Regions from separate parts of the Homo sapiens genome. Here region 2 is linked to region 1. A link is a contact called in ENCODE Hi-C or POLR2A ChIA-PET data. All regions are on one chromosome and are shown on one strand. Each heading gives the region's core, a stretch centred on a gene start or an enhancer-like site at or near the end of the contact. The rest is flanking DNA. Distances are from core to core; before and after follow the strand shown.

Region 1 (4,962 bases), core at 1,679-4,178:
GCTACTTGGGAGGCTGAGGCAGGAGGATCACTTGAGCCCCGGAGGTAGATGCTGCAGTGAGCTTTGATTGTGCCACTGCACTCCAGCCTGGGTGACAGAGAGAGACTGTCTCTAAAAACAACAAACAGGCTGGGAGCGGTGGCTCACACCTGTAATCCTAGCACTTTGGGAGGCCGAGGCAGGTGGATCACCTGAGGTCAGGAGTTTGAGACCAGCCTGGCCCACATCATAAAACCCTGTCTCTAATAAAAATACAAAAAATTAGCCAGACTTGGTGTTGGGCGCCTGTAATCCCAGCTACTCGGGAGGCTGAGGCAGGAGAATCACTTGAACCTGGGAGGCGGAGGTTGCAGTGAGCCGAGATCGCTCCATTGCACTCCAGGCTGGGCAACAAGAGTGAAACTCCATCTCAGAAAACAAACAAACAAACAACCAGTGATTCATGAATAATAATAATAGTTAACATATAGTGAGTATTTAAAGTGTGCCAGGCAGTATTCTAAGCACGTAACATGTTTTATTTCATTTTTGTAAACCTCACAATAACTTGGAGGAACTTCCTATTTTATAGATAAGAAAACGGAGGCACAGAGACATCACAGCTAGGAAAGGGCACAGAGGACAGCAGGGACAAAATCCTGGAGTCAGGAAAGTCTGGGCTGGATTTAGGGAGCTGCAAGGAGCTGCTGTAAGTGGGTGGAGGAGGAGTTACAGTGAGAGATAAGGCTGGAGAGGACAGTAGGGCCAGAGTCAGAATTTGGACTGGAGTTCATGGCTGGTAGGGAGCCACTGAGGACTTTTGAACATGTCTTTCCTTGGTGCTTCTGAGTTGCATCTTTTTTTCTTTTTCTTTTTTTTGAGACGGAGTTTTGCTCTTGTTGCCCAGGCTGGAATGCGATGGCACGATCTTGGTTCACTGCAACCTCCACCTCCCGGGTTCAAGCAATTCTCCTACCTCAGCCTCTGGAGTAGATGAGGTTACAGGCGCTCACCACCACACCTGGTTAATTTTTGGTATTTTAAGTAGAGAACGGGGTTTCACCATGTTGGTCAGGCTGGTCTCCAACTCCTGACCTCAGGTGATCTGCCCGCCTTGGCCTCCCAAAGTGCTGGGATTACAGATGTGAGCCACCGAGCCTGGCCAGAGCTGCATCTTTGTTCATTTGGTTTAGCGCCACCTTGGAGAACAAAGAGTGAGGATTGAACAAAAACAGTAGAAAAAACTCAGGCTCTTTGTGTGATGAGGAGCCTGTCACTTGCTCACCCAGAATTTTCTGTATTTGTTGTGCTCCTGCTCTGGAATATCCTCTAGATAAGAAATGTATGTTCCCGGAAATGTTCCAACAGGTGTTTTCCACAGCTGGACCATCCTCTCCTTTCGAGCCATGCCCACCTACCCTGATTCAACTCACTTTTCCTGACTTTCACTCCTTGTTCCCCAACTCTAATGTGCACATTAGTTGTTTCTGGCTAGCTAGCATTTCCACTTCTGTAAAACTTCTCCTCATCCTTGTTACAAGATCTGGTGGCCAGGTGCCATGGCTTACTCCTGTAATCCTAGCACTTTGGGAGGCCAAGGGGGACGGATCACTTGAGCTCAGGAGTTTGAGACCAGCCTGGTCAGCATGGTGAAACCCCATCTCTACTAAAAATACAAAAAATTAGCCGGGCATGATGGTGCGCGCCTGTAATCCCAGCTACTTGGGAGGCTGAGGCAGAAGAATCACTTGAACTTGGGATGATTCAACCTGCGGATGTTGCAGTGAGCTGAGATCGGGCCAGTGCACTCCTGTCTGGGCGACAAAGCGAGACTCAGTCTCAAAAAAACAAAAACAAAAACAAGATCTGGTGAGGTTGCCTCACAATATTTTCTTGTGGTAGACACCATTAGTGACCTACCCAATGCAGTCTCCCTCCTTCCTGGCTCAGGAAATACCAGTTTTGCTGGGCACAGTGGCTCATGCCTATAATCCTAGCACTCTGGGAGGCCAAGGCAGGAGGATTGCTTGAGTTCAGGAGTTTGAGACCAGCTGGGTAATGTAGTGATACACCATCTCTACAAAAAATACAAAAATTAGCTGGGTGTGGTGGTGCGCGCCTGTAGTCCCAGCTCCTTGGGAAGCTGAGGTAGGAGGATTGCTTGAGCCTGGGCGGATGAGGCTGCAGTAAGCTGAGATTGTGCCACTACACTCCAGCCTGGGTGACAGAGCAAGACCCATCTCAAAAAAAAAAAGAAAGAAAGAAAGAAAGAAAGAAAAAGAGGCTGGACGTGGTGGCTCATGCCTGTAATCCCAGAACTGTGGGAGGCCAAGGCAGGTGGATTGCCTGAGGTCAGGAGTTTGAGACCAGCCTGGCCAACATAGTGAAACCCCGTCTCTACTAAAAATACAAAAAATTAACTGGGTGTGGTGGTGGGTGCCTGTAAACCCAGCTACTCAGGAGGCTCAGACAGGAGAATCGCTTGAACCCACAAGGTAGAGGTTACAGTGAGCCGAGATCACACCATTGCACTTCAGCCTGGGCAACAAAAGCGAAACTCTGTCTTAAAAAAAAAAAAAAAAAAAAAAAAAAAAGCCGGGCGCGGTGACTCACGCCTGTAATCCCAACACTTTAGGAGGCCAAGGCGGGCAGATCGCAAGGTCAGGAGTTCAAGACCTGCCTGGCCAATATGGTGAAACCCTGTCTTTAATAAAAATACAAAAAAATTAGCCGTGTGTGGTGGCATGCACCTGTAGTGCCAGCTACTTGGGAGGCTGAGGCAGGAGAATTGCTTGAACCCGGGAGGTGGAGGTTGCAGTCAGCCGAGATGGTGCCACTGCACTCCACCCTAGGCGACAGAGAAAGACTCTGACTCAAAAAAAAAAAAAAAAAGGAAAAAGAAAAAGAAACACCAGTTTCAGTTTCGTGGCCAGCCCTGGGTGGTAGATTCTTACATGCCTAAGCCAATAATGACGCTCTGTTTCCCACTTCCCCAGCCCCCCTTGCAGCTTTACCAATAAGACCTAAGGGGAGGTCTACTCTGGGGCTTCTGAGAAAGCTTTTGATTTTTTGACAAGAGGAAACATTTCCTACTTCCTCCCTTGGGACCACCCTGCCTCTCTGCCCCAAACTTAAACATAAGGGCTAGAACTCTGTGCAACTGGAAGGGTATGATCTGAGGGTTGTCAGCAGCAGTCATTTGCTAAAAGCCTGCTTGCTGAGGGGCTGCTACGGGCAAACACAGAGAGAAAAACAACAGGCCAGAGGGGGAGAAAAGTTGAGGCCTTATTTGAATGTCTAGATCCATCCATATCTAAAACCAGCATCATCCCTGAAATTCCAAGTGATGTGAGCAATGCAATGCCTTCCTTTTTCCCTCAGGATTATTTGAGATGGATTTCCATTATTTGCAACCAAAGGAGTCTGACCTATACTCCCTAGGCTCAGGTTTCCTGTCTTTTTTTTTTTGAAATGGAGTCTCACGCTGTCACCCAGGATGGAGTGCAATGGCATGATCTTGGCTCACTACAACCTCTGCCTCCTGGGTTCAAGGGATTCTCCTGCCTCAGCCTCCTGAGTAGCTGGGATTACAGGCATGCACCACCATGCCCAGCTAATTTTTGTATATTTAGTAGAGATGGGGTTTCACCATGTTGGCCAGGCTGGTCTTGAACTTCTGACCTCAAGTGATCTGCCCACCTTGGTCTCCCAAAGTGTTGGGATTACAGATGTGAGCCACCGCACCCGGCCAGGTTTCCTGTCTTTACAGTGAATGTCTAGTAGGGCTTCAGCCTTCCTCTGCCTGTGACACCTGGTGACTTTGACCGAGTGTTACAATGTGTGAGGGCTGCAGGTGCGCGTCCATCCCCCTGCCTATTCTCATCCTCAGCAGTTCCGCCCCCGAAGATAACTCTACTCTAGCCTCTTGGTCAAAAAGTGTCTCAAGGGAATGAGGATTGAAGAAACCTAGGATGTCACCACATACCAAGGCCACTTCAACTCCACAATGTCCTCAGAATGCCATTGCAACACTCTTGTTTGAGAAACACTGGGGTTAAGACATGGGAGTCAAAGAAAAGCAAGCAGGCTGGGTGCGGCGGCTCACGCATGTAATCCCAGCACTTTGGGAGGCCGAGGTCGATGGATCACCTGAGGTCGGGAGTTCGAGACCAGCCTGACCAACATGGAGAAACCCTGTCTCTACTCAAAATACAAAATTAGCTGGGCGTGGTGGTGGGCGCCTGTAATCCTAGCTACTCGGGAGGCTGAGGCAGGAGAATCGCTTGAACCTGGGAGACGGAGGTTGCAATGAGCCGAGATCGGGCCACTGCACTCCAGCCTGGGCAGCAAGAGTGAAACTCCGTCTCAAAAACAAAAAACAAAAAGCAAAAAAACAAAGAAAAGCAAGCAGAGTAGGCAGGGGCAGAGCGGCGTGGAGTTCATCTGATCTGTGAAGTACATTAGAGATTTCTCACTTGTTTCTTCATTCATGCAACACATTTTTGTTGCGCATGTTTTTTTTTTCTTTTTTTTTTGAGATGGAGTTTTGCTCTTGTTGCCCAGGCTGGAGTGCAGTGGTGTGATCTCAGTTCACTGCAACCTCTGCCTCCTGGGTTCAAGTGATTCTCCTGCCTCAGCCTCCCGAGTAGCTGAGATTACAGGCATGTGCCACCACTCCTGGCTAATTTTGTATTTTGAGTAGAGACAGGGTTTCTCCATGTTGGTCAGGCTGGTCTTGAACTCCTAATGTCATGTGATCTGCCCGCCTCAGCCTCCCAAAGTGCTGGGATTACAGGTGAGAGCCACCACACCCAGCCTTGAGCACCTACTTTGTGCCTGACTCTAAAATGTCCCTGCCTTCTCAACGTAGGTTGGGAAATGTGAAATACCTTATATGAAGGGTAGAAAAGAAAGAAACTGGTGAGTTTCTCTCTTCCCTTGGGCTTCTCAAAGAGAAAATGGCCTCAAAACAATTGAAAACTA
Region 2 (4,962 bases), core at 620-3,119, 160 kb after region 1:
TAAGGAACCTTGTGTTGTTCGAGTCTCAGGACAACTCAGATATGGGGTCTGTATTGCAAATGCCCCTGCGTCATTTTACAACTGATGAAAACAATGGCTCCACGAGACCCTCAAGTGCCAGAGCTCATGAGTGACAGTGGAAGTTGAACTAACCTTTTAACCACCCTAGTCCACACCTGTCAGGCTGACGGGCTTTCAGTGGTGATGTGTTGGGAGCTCTGTGCCGCAGATCTCTGTGTGCTCCTGAGACTCTGCCCGCCTGTCTCTACCCTGCTGTGCCCACTAGGAGGAGGCTGACCTTTATGTTCTACACCAGTGGGTGCCCTTGGTCTCCAGCTTCCAGTGGGCCAGTCTGGCGAGAGACCCTAGCTGGAGATGAGGGGAGGTAGCCTTGGCCTCTCTCCTTGCCCTTCCTCGCTGCTGCTACCCCAGGATTCTTGCCCATCCCTTACTGGTTTTCCTTAACCCCACCCTCACCCTTGAAAACAGACTCTTTAAAACTCTCCTCACTCACCCTCATTGAGTGTGTCATCTGCTCCAGCTAGGATATTGGCTAATACCGCATGTTTCAGAAAGAAAAATTCGCAGTTCTATTTATTTTTTTACTGTGGATTGAAGGGAGAGGCAACCAGGTATATGGATGAAGGAGTAGGGCCTGGCTGTCACCACTGGTGTTCACAAAAGGCTCCCGTTTAAGTCCTCTTATATTCCAAATGAGGGGTTATAGGTCGAGTCAGGGCGTTGCTCTAACAGAAGCAAAACCAAAAATACACGGCCGTAGATACAACCCTGTTCTGGTACTTCCTAATTTTGTGTGTACATGTGTGCACCTGGAGCTTCAAGAAATGAAAATGGAAATGGCCTGAGTGTTTCTCAGCCCTAGGATGAGGCTGTTTCTGTGATTTAGGGCTGGAGGTTATGAAGACTTGGTTTACAATATGCACAGTACAGAAGCGGGGAAGTCAAGGTGTGCTGGGCAAGGAAACATCTTTATGTGACCCACAAAGAGTGAAGCAGAGGGAAGAACCAGAAGTTATTCTGGTTTGCAGACTGGGAGACAGGTTTAATGACACAGTCATGTCAGAGAGAGGGGAAGAGGAGAATACGTAGGGGGTCTGTTTTGATGTGTATGTACATGTAGGATTTTCATGTAGAGGAGTTGGGGAAAATTTTAGAAGTTTTAGGTGTAAATGCAGCTGGTAAGATCCTTATGACTTAGTTTCTTTTTTTTCTTCTTTTCTTTTCTTTCTTTCTTTCTTTTTTTTTTTTTTTTTTTTTTTAAGACAGAGTCTCACTCTGTTGCCCAGGCTGGAGTGCAGTGGCGCGATCTCAGCTCACTGCAACCTCCGTCTCCCCAGTTCAAGCAATTCTCCTGCCTCAGCCTCCCAGAGTGCTGGGATTACAGGTGCATGCAACCACACCTGGCTAATTTTTGTATTTTTAGTAGAGTTGGGGTTTCACCATGTTGGCCAGGCTGGTCTGGAACTCCTGACCTCAGGTGATCCACCTGCCTTGGCCTCACAAAGTGCTGGGATTACAAGTGTGAGCCACTGCTCCCGGCCTTAGTTTTTGAGTGGGAAGAATCTAGTGTTCAGAGTGGACCACTGATGTCATAGCTGCAGGTTTGGCTGAATTGGGATGGTGCAGAAAGCCGTGTTAACCATTTCTTTTTCTCTGAGGCCTGGAGGAGGATCCTTGTGACTGGAACCACAGTTGGGACTGGCAGTGGTTTTTCCTGCTGGCAAGGAAAAAAAAAAAGAGAAAAGAAAGAGTTCGACTTATCAGCACAAAGAAAGGAGGATGTGAAACTAGAACCATCTCTAGGGCAGTTCTAGCAATGAACAAGGCTGGAAGGCTCACCGGCGAGGGGTTTCCCCTCAGGAAAGGGGACAGAGAAGCTTCCACCTCCTGGGTAGCATTGGGTGTTCCTGGGCACATCTGGGTGACTAACGGGTTTTCTGCCACACAACTGGGGTATATAGGGAAGTCTTTGGCCAGAACTGTGGGCCGTACTGCATTCTTCCCGTGTCTGTCACTGCTGAGTCGTGAGCTTGATCTCTTTTCTTAGTGTTTGCTCCTTTTGTCCAGCTATGGGGGCCAGCAGAAGCTTTGGGTCATCTGTACCAGTGACTTTGCTGTGAAGATGTAAGGGAGAGTGGTTGAGGTCAAGATCTGGGTTCTGGTTCTTGTGCCTCCTCTCTGGCTGTGTGTCCTTCAACAAGCTGCTTACTGTCTCTGGGCCTCCGTGCCCTCTGCAACTGGGTTGTTGGTCTATTTAAATACTTGGAGAAAAAAGCTGGGCATGGTGGCTCATGCCTGTAATCCCAGCACTTTGGGAAGCCAAGGTGGGAGGATTGCTTGAGCCCAGGAGCTTCTGACCAATCTGGGCAACAAAGTGAGATGCTGTCCCCATACAGAAATAAAAAAATTAGCTGGGCATGGTGGTGCATGCCTGTAGTCCCAGCTACTTGGGAGGCTTAGGTGAGAGGATCGCTTGAGCATGTGGGATCAAGGATGCAGTGAGCTGTGATTGCACCACTGCACTCCAGCCTGTGACAGAGTGAGACCTTGTCTCTTAAGAAAAAAGTTATTCAAAAAATACTTTGGAAAACAATGCTGGGGAGAGTATGAGCTTCAGATTGCACATTGGTTTCTATCAGGAGGATCTGAGCCTCGGTGGTGTTACCTGTAAAATGGGGATAAAAATACCTCACAGGGTTGCAGTGAAGATGTAAGGATGATGATGATGACAACAGCAGCTCAAATAGATCATTTAACTTAATTCTCGCCAAAGCAAGGCAGGTACAAAGATCATCCTGTTGGCAGATACAGACAGGGAGGGACAGAGAGGTTAATTAAGCAAGCTACCTGCCCGCAGTTACATGGCCAGAAGCAGTGGCACTGAACGACTTCCTTCAGGCGGTCTGAGTCCAGGTCTCAGCTCTTAGCCATCACTCCATGGTTCTGTGCTGAGACAAGGGATGTAGAAAGCCCAGCACAGTGTCTGTTACATAGTAGGTGCTTAGTAAGTTAGAGTTCCTTTTTATCCTCAGAATGCGTTTGCAAGTATAGCCTCCCACAGTGCTTTTACTTTAATCTTTCCCCTTACTGGGCAAAAAAATGTTTGCTGCCCTGTGCGACTTGCCTAGCTATTGACTTCTCTTTTTTCTGCCTCTCTCCTATGATCCATCCTAGACTGTGGATTGAGGCTCAGCCTAGATTAAAGGGCAGGGGCTGGAGGAGGAAGATGAGCTGAAAAAGGGTAGGCCTGAGGCGCGAAGGAGTTGATGGTAGGGTGGAAGGTGGGAATGGGAAGTTTGAGAATTGGAGGACCTGGGGGCAAGACTTTCCCCCTCTGGGCTCGTTCTTTCCTTCCTGTGCCGTTTATTGAGTGCCTACTGGGTCCACCATTCTAGGCATGGGGCACAGACAAGATCTCTGTTCTCATGGAGCACACAGTGTGGTTGGAGGAGTCAGTGATGGACAGAGAGTGAGGGGTGTTGGTTTCCATGGCTGCTCGGAGAAGGACTTGCTGAGGAGGTGGCGTTTTGGGCAGGCCATGAAAAGGTCTGGGCAGAGTGTGTTTGTGGGAGGGAATAAATATGTAAAGGCTCTAGGGGAGAATCAGTTTCGAGAATGTGAGGGGGCAGTGAGACCAGAGGGGCTAGTGGGCTGTGGCTGAGTTTGAATTTTATTCTAAGTGTCATGGAAAGTAGGAGGACGGTTTTTTCCACCAGGGTCCTTTTTGATTATTTTATTCTTCGTGACGATCCTACTTAAAAAAAAAAATCTTATTCACCAAAAAGGTGTGTTTGTGAAACAATAGAGTGTACAACCTTGAATCACTTTAGATTTTTAAAGTATAGGGAAACAATTATGGATCACAATGAATATCCTTGAGGGCTGCTCCCCTCCCCAGCTGACACTGTCAGCTAAACCTTTAAGGCCTCTTGTGTGTCAAGCATTAATTCTTCCCAAAGCTGCTTGACATGTGATTAAAAATTTTTACTGCCACCTACTGATGGAAAGAAGAAGATGAATTTTTGTACAATGAAAATCCCAAACACAGTGGATTTCTGGTTTCCACTGTGCTGTCAGGACTGGGAAATGGGTCTGGGGAAGGGGTGTGCTGGGCTTGGTATCCCCCCCACCCAACCCCCTTTTTTTGGCCCTGACAATCTGGTCTCTGCTTCTGTGTCCTTCTGCTTCAGCTCATCGCACAGTGGGTGGAGGGAGGTGCTGACCTGGGGAGTTGCTCCGGGGAGAGGGCTGGAGGTGGGGGGATGTGTCTGGGGAGAAACACTGGGCACTGGGAGTCAGCAGCCGCCAGCCCCCACATAACCCAGTTAATCCTTTGTAATTGACCCCGAGGTTGCAATGATTCCCTGTGTTTAATGTCCCAAGACGGCCTAACCCTGACCAGCAGACCTTTGCTTAATGTGCTTCTTACCACCCCACCCCCATTATTAAATCCTCAACTGCTTTATTTCTGATTTGCATTTTCCATGGCTGAATGAATCTGCTGACTTCCGTTTTCTTTTTCTGTTTCAGATCCTGTGCGCAGGTGGCAGTGAGTACCCTTTTCCTCTCTATTCTTGTGTTGTTCGCTACTGCCCCCTAATGGACACACAGCAACATTAACAGCAATGTGAAATGCTAATTTATTAAAACCTGCTCGGTTTCCAATTTTTCTTTTTCTTTTTCTTTTCTTTTTTTTTGAGTTGGAGCCTCGCTCTGTAGCCCAGGCTGGAGTGCAGTGGTGCCATCTCGGCTCACTGCAACCTCCGCCTCCCGGGTTCAAGTGATTCTCCTGCCTCAGCCTAGCAAGTAGCTGGGATTACAGGCACGTGCCACCATGTCCGGCTAATTTTTTGTATTTTTAGTAGAGACGGGGCTTCCCCATGTTGGTCTTGAACTCCTGACCTCAGGTGATCCGCCCGCCTTGGCCTCCCAAAGCGCTGG

What was found. Hi-C counts contacts between places; a loop is a spot of excess contacts on that map. ChIA-PET counts read pairs that join two places held with the same protein, here RNA polymerase II (POLR2A). Pooled maps may share reads with other maps.
Region 2: a map of right lobe of liver shows a loop between it and region 1 (5-fold over the local background). The contact joins two enhancer-like sites. A Hi-C loop is called at or near these places in 28 of 168 maps with a recorded cell type or tissue (B cell, CD4-positive, alpha-beta T cell, CD4-positive, alpha-beta memory T cell and 23 more), 1 of 37 single-sample maps with no recorded cell type and 15 of 50 pooled maps. POLR2A ChIA-PET finds 5 or more read pairs at or near these places in 14 of 52 experiments (A673, CD4-positive, alpha-beta T cell, CD4-positive, alpha-beta memory T cell and 11 more).

What each region holds. Positions count from the first base shown.
Region 1 is chr11:47,947,648-47,952,609 of GRCh38, forward strand. No RefSeq gene overlaps it. Among named protein-coding and RNA genes, the nearest start is that of PTPRJ, 30 kb to the right of the region's middle. RefSeq lists an enhancer at 1-69. Within about 2 kb of position 2,929, at least 7 of the 41 ENCODE cell types and tissues checked have a DNase peak (open chromatin) inside an H3K27ac peak, as active enhancers do; they include B cell, CD4-positive, alpha-beta T cell, CD8-positive, alpha-beta T cell and 1 more, where a contact is called at or near this core.
Region 2 is chr11:48,105,507-48,110,468 of GRCh38, forward strand. PTPRJ (protein tyrosine phosphatase receptor type J) reads left to right here. Exons shown (of 25, transcript NM_002843.4): 2 at 4,552-4,570. Among named protein-coding and RNA genes, the nearest start is that of MIR3161, 11 kb to the left of the region's middle. Within about 2 kb of position 1,870, at least 10 of the 41 ENCODE cell types and tissues checked have a DNase peak (open chromatin) inside an H3K27ac peak, as active enhancers do; they include B cell, CD4-positive, alpha-beta T cell, CD8-positive, alpha-beta T cell and 1 more, where a contact is called at or near this core.